3 separate regions of the Homo sapiens genome follow, and all the other regions are linked to region 2. Evidence: chromatin loops called from intact Hi-C (ENCODE). Cell type or tissue: IMR-90. All regions are shown on one strand.

What was found. Hi-C counts contacts between places; a loop is a spot of excess contacts. Peaks named below come from ENCODE experiments on the same cell type or tissue, not always from the same donor. Only the 100,000 strongest peaks of a DNase experiment are listed, where the experiment ranks them.
Region 1: a loop joins it to region 2, with 2.2 times the contacts of the local background. A loop is called at or near these places in 11 of 110 quality-filtered maps.
Region 3: a loop joins it to region 2, with 7 times the contacts of the local background. A loop is called at or near these places in 58 of 110 quality-filtered maps.

Annotation. Positions count from the first base shown.
Region 1 is chr1:161,791,446-161,793,945 of GRCh38, reverse strand. It overlaps ATF6 (activating transcription factor 6), which reads right to left. Exons shown (of 16, transcript NM_007348.4): 5 at 2,409-2,500; 6 at 1,619-1,822. Among named protein-coding and RNA genes, the nearest start is that of ATF6, 26 kb to the right of the region's middle. In IMR-90, a CTCF peak has its summit at 1,084 (motif pointing left); a DNase peak (open chromatin) is centred at 1,025.
Region 2 is chr1:161,863,640-161,866,139 of GRCh38, reverse strand. All of the region lies in intron 14 of ATF6 (activating transcription factor 6), which reads right to left. Among named protein-coding and RNA genes, the nearest start is that of ATF6, 99 kb to the right of the region's middle. In IMR-90, a CTCF peak has its summit at 1,374; no DNase peak of the experiment used is centred here; H3K27ac peaks cover 410 bases.
Region 3 is chr1:162,035,620-162,038,119 of GRCh38, reverse strand. No RefSeq gene overlaps it. Among named protein-coding and RNA genes, the nearest start is that of OLFML2B, 13 kb to the right of the region's middle. In IMR-90, a CTCF peak has its summit at 988 (motif pointing right); a DNase peak (open chromatin) is centred at 969.

The DNA of each region.
Region 1 (2,500 bases), 72 kb after region 2:
ACACAGCGAGACTCTGTCTCAAATAAAAGAAAAAAAACAGGCAAGGTGCAGTTCCTCATATTAGCACATGCTCACAAAAAAATAACTATAGTCTTCAGATGACAGGAAAGTATTGAAGTTTCAAATAATGTGTAATTCAGGTTTCTGGAACTGATAAACTGCTCAGAAAAGAACAGTTTGTCTTCTTATTATAGGTAAGATCTTCCATCACTCAAACATAGTCAATGATCTGCTAAGGGCAAATTCTTAGGAATACCCCTGCTTTATACGCTAGTCATATTAATGTCAGACTTTTTGTATAGACGTATTTTAATAGCTTATGGGAACTACAATGAGGTTCTTCATTAGTTTAAATTCTTAGCCTTTGGGAAGGCACAGATCCTTATGAGATCCTAATGAAAGTTTTGGAGACTATCCCTAGAATAATCCACATATGAACATACATTAAATCCTGCATTTTGTTTCAAGGAGTTCATGAACCCTTAATACACATTTATAAATCACAAGAATACCTATTCTATAGGAATGCTACTTTTCAGATGGAAAAGGCAGCAGTTCTGACTTTGTACTGAGAGAGCAGGCATTTCAAACTGGTTTTTGTTTGTTTGTTTGTCTGTTTATTTTTGGTGGGACTGATGGATGAATTTTCACTGATTCATCCATTCTCTCATCTAGGTCTTCTTTTTATCAATGTCATATTGTCTATGACCATGTAATAGAACAAAGCTAAAAGAGTATCTGGAAATTAAATTTATCAAATTTACCCTCATTAAAACTATGCTCCAAAAAACGAGCTACCTATTCACAATTGGAGATACAGTACAAATGTAACATTGGTGTTTATTTACAACCCATACCCCATTATCGCCTAGTCATATCTGGTGCCAACAAACTAAATCCAGAGATAAGAATGCTGCAAAAGTTTTCTTGTACCCAGTGTATACAGATATCAGTATGAGTACAATGATGACTAATCTACCTAAGAGATCTCCATACGGAAATGACTCCCATATCTGAATAGTACCAAATCCTCAGACTTGAACTTCTTTCAATAATGACATAAACCTCTCATAGAATCACAAGTGTATGAGGCCATCTGGTGGATAAAATACGAAACACACAAATTCTTAGCTAGTTGAAAGCAGAGTTCAGGTCTCCTCATGACCAGGTCAATATACTGTTTACTAAACCATGCAGCCTCCTCAGAGATTAAGGGTGTGATTCTATTGCTATAACACACCTGAAATGGACCCTATTATTTTAAATATTCCTTCAAAACAAAAAAAGTTCACAGCCACAAAAATCTGGCTGACCTGAACTCTGCCTTCAACTAGCTTAAAATTTGTGTTCCTGTATTTTATCCACCAGAATAAAATGGCACCAAGAAAGTGTCCCAGATTTTCAAAATAACCATCAGATGTAACTGGTCTGGAGAGCTATATCCCTTGTTATGACAGGAACCACACATTAGTCATCTCTGCAACGTCCTCATAACCAAAGACATTCCTGACAAACAGCACGTGCTCAGAAATTATAACCTGAATTAAAACAAATCATATGACACAACCCTTACTGCCCTCCAAATAAATTTACACAGCCTTAAATTCTGCTCAGGTACCTTTAGTGGGTGCAGGTTGTAAACTGATAATTGGTTGCTGCTTTGCCAATGGCATAAGCGTTGGTACTGTCTGAATAATGATGGTTTTTGCTGGAACACTGGAGTTTGTTTGAGTCTTGGGTGCTGCTGGAAGCAATAAAGGCTTGGGCTGAATTGAAGGTTTTGAATTCACCTGAATTTTTTTCTTTGGAGTCAGTCCATTTTCTGGAGAAAAACCAGACAAACCACAAGTCAATGTGAAAGCAATTACGCAAGCCCTAAAAAACAGATTCTATCACACACCTTTCTCTACACATTATCTTAACTTCGATTAACAATCTTTAACTGGAGTTTAAGCATAGCTACAGTACATATACCTGAATGAACTGAAGAAAAGTACTTAAACTGTTACCTCCTTTTCTAACCAAGCTGCAGTTTTGGGAATGGGACACACTAACTGGTAAAGGAGAATTGCTAAAATCACGGGATAACACCCAGAGATTAATGAGGTAACAAATGTCATAGCTCCATTCAGTTATCTTTAACTGAAACTTTGAAATCTCTCCTGAAGATGGTGGGGTCTGAGTCTATTTTAAAGTATCTTTCACCTGTAAAGACAGAGACAACCAAAGATTATTTCTCCCCTTTCCTCTCCACGGTAATCACTCACAACAAACAATATAGGTCCACCAATTAAAAAACAGCAAGCCAGCCTAATAAACATAAATTTAATCCAGCATTTTCTTTTAAGAAATGGAACCTAAGCTCAATCTGAAATAGAAATAACAGAAGTTAGGAGATAGAGTAATACCAGTCTTGTTCCTAGGACCAGTGACAGGCTTATCTTCCTTCAGTGGCTCCGCTGAAGAGAGACTATTAGAGTTTTCACCATATAAGGAAAGG
Region 2 (2,500 bases):
TCTGGAATCTTCTTCTGAATTTCCAATGTAGTATCAATTATAATAATTTCTGCCAATAAAATTAAGAACCTAAGTGGGAGAAAAAGTCTACATCCTTCTGCACAAGAAATGATGCCACTCACCTTTTTAATGAAACTGTTAGAATATTTTATATTGAAAGATGAAAGAAGACCAAGCATGAGGTAATTTATTATTTCATTTTCATTTCAGCAAGAGCAAAAAGAACAATCCAGGTATTAAAGAACAAAATTCCTGTCCCATAACATAGTTTACAGTCATCAAGATAAAATTAACTTCCTTTTCCCTACTATTGAAACAAAACAAAAAAAATAAAAAGGATGTTATCTTAATTACTATTATCTAATTCAGTTCATTTGTCTTTACTCTTCCTTGATATAAAACACCAAAATGTGATAAATCAGTAATTTGAAAATGAAAAATCGAAACAGAATGTTAGACATACTCCTAATAGTAATTGTGTGAGAGCCAGTCCTAACAGTCTTCCTGAATGAACATCAAGGGACTAGGGAGGAGTGGAAATCAATAATTTTCTAACAGCACTTTTATAGCAAACTAATGAGAAATCACTTTTTACAAATGCAAAAAAATGCAATGCATATATATTTTTTAAACCGCCATTCACTGTCTTTTATAAAAATACAGTCTGTTTAAAGCTAGGATTGGTTGGGCGCGGTGGCTCATGCCTGTAATTCCAGCACTCTGGGAGGCCGAGGCGGGTGGATCACAAGGTCAGGAGATGGAGACCATCCTGGCCAACATGGTGAAACCCCGTCTCTACTAAAAACACAAAAATTAGCCAGGCATGGTGGCATGCGGCTATAGTCCCAGCTATTCAGGAGGCTGAGGCAAGAGAATCACTTGAACCTGGGAGGTGGAGGTTGTAGTAAGCCAAGATGGCACCACTGCACTCCAGCCTGGGCAACAGAGAGAGAATCCATCTCAAAAGAAAAAAAAAAAAGCTAGGATTGTCTTCTCTATAAAAAATACTTGTTCTCTTCCCTTAGAAAAACATTACTAACCATGACTTCAATCCATGGCTTGACAAGTGTTACTTCTAATATCTGTTATACTGTTTTGATCAAATAATACAGTAATTATCCTGAACCTCAGAAAAACTGTCTATTTGAGTGTTAAAAACATTCTCCTACAGTAACTTCCATAAAATATACTTCAACACAATCATTTTAACACCCAGCAGGTTTCTTCTTCATAGTACTGAATCTTCTTAAAAGTTTACTTTTTTTCTCCTACTTTGAACATAATTGTGTCAATAGTAAGGGAAATACTTTGTTTTCATAGACCAGTACAGTTGGAGCCTTGCAGGAAACATTGTTCTCAGCTGCCCCCTTGCTGCTGAAAAGAAACTTTGAGGCTGGTCCTGTACAGAAACATACCAGTTATGTCTGATAGAGTAAGGTGAACACAGGGAATTTTGTGAAAAGGCAGTGATCATGAGACGCTATGGCTAAAGTGTTCCAAATCTCTTAGCATGTTTGATTAATAACTGAAAATATATAAGATGTTTGATCTCCCTAGTTTTCAAGTATCAAAGTTCTCTGGTCCTAAAAACCTGAGCTGCTAGATATTTATACCTTAGGAAAAGAATTAACTAGTTAACTGAGAATTTCAGTGACAGTGAGTGGTAATAATCAGAGAATGAATTTGCTCATTCTATTGTTAGTATAGACACTCATCCCTCTGTATATGTGGAGGACTGGTTACAGAGCCGCCTGTATAACTCCAAATCTGTACATACTCAAGTCCCACAGTTAGCTCTGTGGAATCTACATGTGTGAAAAGTTGGCCCTGCATATAAGTGGGTTTGGCATCCTGCTAAGGTTGAGAAAAATCCACATATAAATGGACCTGCTTCATTCAAACTTGTGTTGTTCAAGGGTCAACTGTACTTACTTCTAACCATACCCAGTGTATTCTTAAAAAAAAAAAAGAAAGCCAGCTACTCAGTATCACTTGAGCCCAGGGGTTTGAGTCCAGCCTGGGCAACACAGTGAGGTCCCTTCTCTTGTTTAAAAACAGAGAGAAAGAAAGAAAAAACAGCTTGGGATAGAAACCACCACTGAGGAATTCTAATTCATTCATGTGCTCCTGGGTTAACCTACAGCACTCTAACAGAGATATTCACATGGCAATTCTATGAAGAAAATATTTTCATTTTATAGAAAAAGTAGATGAAATATAAACAGCTATGCATTTTTTCCATTTAGCCTAACATTCATAACATTCAAAAGTGCTAGTATAAACATTTACTTTTACATAAGCTAACTGATTATCTAACACATTCTTCACCAACCAAATGTTTAATTAAGAAGAGATAAAAGAGGAATAGAGATTCTTAGGAACATAGATCCAAACATTCCACAATTAATAATCAGCCCATGATCCATCTCAAACCTACATTTCAGAAGTCTGTTTCTCAATAACCAAATGGGAATTGGTTTAAAAGCCTAAATAGGAAAAG
Region 3 (2,500 bases), 170 kb before region 2:
TGACCATCCCACCCATGCTTGGAATTACTCCTCCTCCCCCCTTGTAAGGGACTTTGCTCTGCTTGTCATTCCCTCTTTCTTATATGAAATGGTGAAGAGAGCAGGTTCGAAGTGGAATGGCTTGGGTTCCCATCTTAGTTCTACTTCTCTCTAGCTATTACATGAATAAATTTTCTCTCTGGGCCTTGGTTTCCCTATCTGTAAAATGGCATCTACTTTGTAAGGTTGTTGAGAGGATCAAATGAGCTATTCCTGTAAAACAGAGTTGAATCTCTGGCCCATAGAAGGTGTTCAGTAGGTGCCAGTATTTATCTTTCACCTCTCGTCAGTGGGCCCTTTAATCTCTGCCTCTAATCATGCTCAAATCACATCTGTCTATGGAAATAAAAATCCCTCTCTGGATTATCTCCTCTACCATTTGTTCTTCCTCTCCACTTCTCTTATGGGCTCTTTCGTTCCACTTCTCTTCATAACCAAAACTCTTGAAAGAATGGTCCATGCAGATGGAAGCTGTAACCTGAGTTTCAAGAAAGCCTGGAGCATGATTGGAGAGCACAGGGATAGTGGAAAGTGGGTAGCCCAGGTCCAAGTCACGGGCAAGCTGAGGTGTTGGACTTTATCCAGAAGGCCGTGCCGAGCTGTTGACTTCTGGCAAAGAAGTGGTGCAGTCAGAACTGTTCTTTAAGAATATTAACCTGGTAGCGATGTGTAGGTAAGAGCTCTTAGAAAATTGTTGCACTGGGAAAGGTGAACTTACGAGCTATAAAGGGGTGAAATACATAAAATCAACACTAATCGAACTGAGAGTCCTTGGCGAGGGATGAGGTATGGGAAAAGAGACAGAAGAAATCATGATGAGTGTGAGGTTTCCAGCCTGGTGGCTGCCTTCATTCAGACAGGGGAGTGAGAGGGAGGAGGAGAAGCTAGTTTGGGGATGGAAATGATGAGCTCAGACTGGGACTTGCTGGGTTTGAAGAATGACACCAGACACCAGGTGTCACTATACTCCCAGTCTGAAAATTGCAAAGCAGCCACTGCGCTACCAATCTTTTTTTTTTTCTTTTCTTTTTTTTTTTTTTTTTTGACAGAGTCTCGCTCTGTCTCCCAGGCTGGAGTGCAGTGGTGCGATCTCGGCTCACTGCAACCTCCGCCTCCTGGGTTCAAGCGATTCTTCTGCCTCACCCTCCCAAGTAGCTGGGATTATGTGCGTGCCACCACGTCCAGCTAATTTTTGTATTTTAATAAGGACAGGGTTTCACCAGGTTGGCCAGGCTGGTCTCGAACTCCTGAACTCAGGTGATCCACCCACCTCAGCCTCCCAAAGTGCTGGGATCACAGGTGTGAGCCACTGTGCCTGGCCTATCAAAGAATCTTAAAAGGCTGTGCAGATGGCAATCTCTAGGCAAGGCTCCTGTCCTGACTTCCTCTCATCTGCAGGGCTGGCACAGAAACTCCACATGAATTAGAGACTCTAGGTGTGTTAGAAATCCCACAGTGCTGATGGCTCCCTAGGAGCTCAATGCCCTGAAGGACTACTTCTTCAGGCCTTTAAGGATTTTGACCTTGGGGAAATAAGGTCTTAAGCCAAGAGTCACAAACTCATATGCCTTCTGGTAGTTATCGTAGGTAATATTATCAGGAGAGGGGAAGTCTGTGCAAACTAGAGTGCATGCCCAACCTAAAGACATTCAAATTCACAAATTAAAAACAAAGAGATCACTGTGCTGGCCTAACTAAATACATCTGCATCCAACCACTTTGCAATTTATGCCAAACTACTCACTCAAGGAATATGTTGACATCAAAGCCTTGAATGCTTAGGAGATGTAAAAGGAAGGGGGAGATATTAGAAAGAGGATAAATTGAGCCTTGACCAATTAACTCTCCTGAAGACAGTTTGTTTCTCTCCCTGTTTGTGTCCCAAATGCCCTAGAGCTAGGACACTGTGCTGGAGGCTCAGGGAGGCCATGGTCCTGCTGTGTCCTGCAGGAACCAGAAAACATTGGAGCATATTATCTGACTCAGTAATCCCCAAACTTTAGGCATTTGTGAAGGTCCTCACCCTCACCATGTTTGCCTTATCATCTGGACTGACTTTTCTATAAATAGAGCCTAAATCAATTCCCCTTTATATTTGTATGCATCCTAAATGTGTGAGTTTGAGTTACGTTTTTCTTAACACCCTTTAAAATGAAAAACATAGTCATTAAAATTAAAAGTGAATATCTGGACACCACCTAAAATAGTCTCAAGTACCCCCAGAAGTATGCATGTCATATGCTGGAAAGCACTGGTTCAAGTCCCTCACTTCACAGATGGAAAGGTTAAGGGAACCTGAATATAGTTTGGTGTTCGAAAGCACTGGCTCTGAATAAATAAGCCCTCGGTTCCAATCCAGACTCTGTGGCTTTGTCTAACTGCTTACACTTTCCGAGTTTCTGTTTTCTCATCTCTAACATAGGGGAAACTGCACCTGTCTCCCAGCAATGCTTGGAGAATT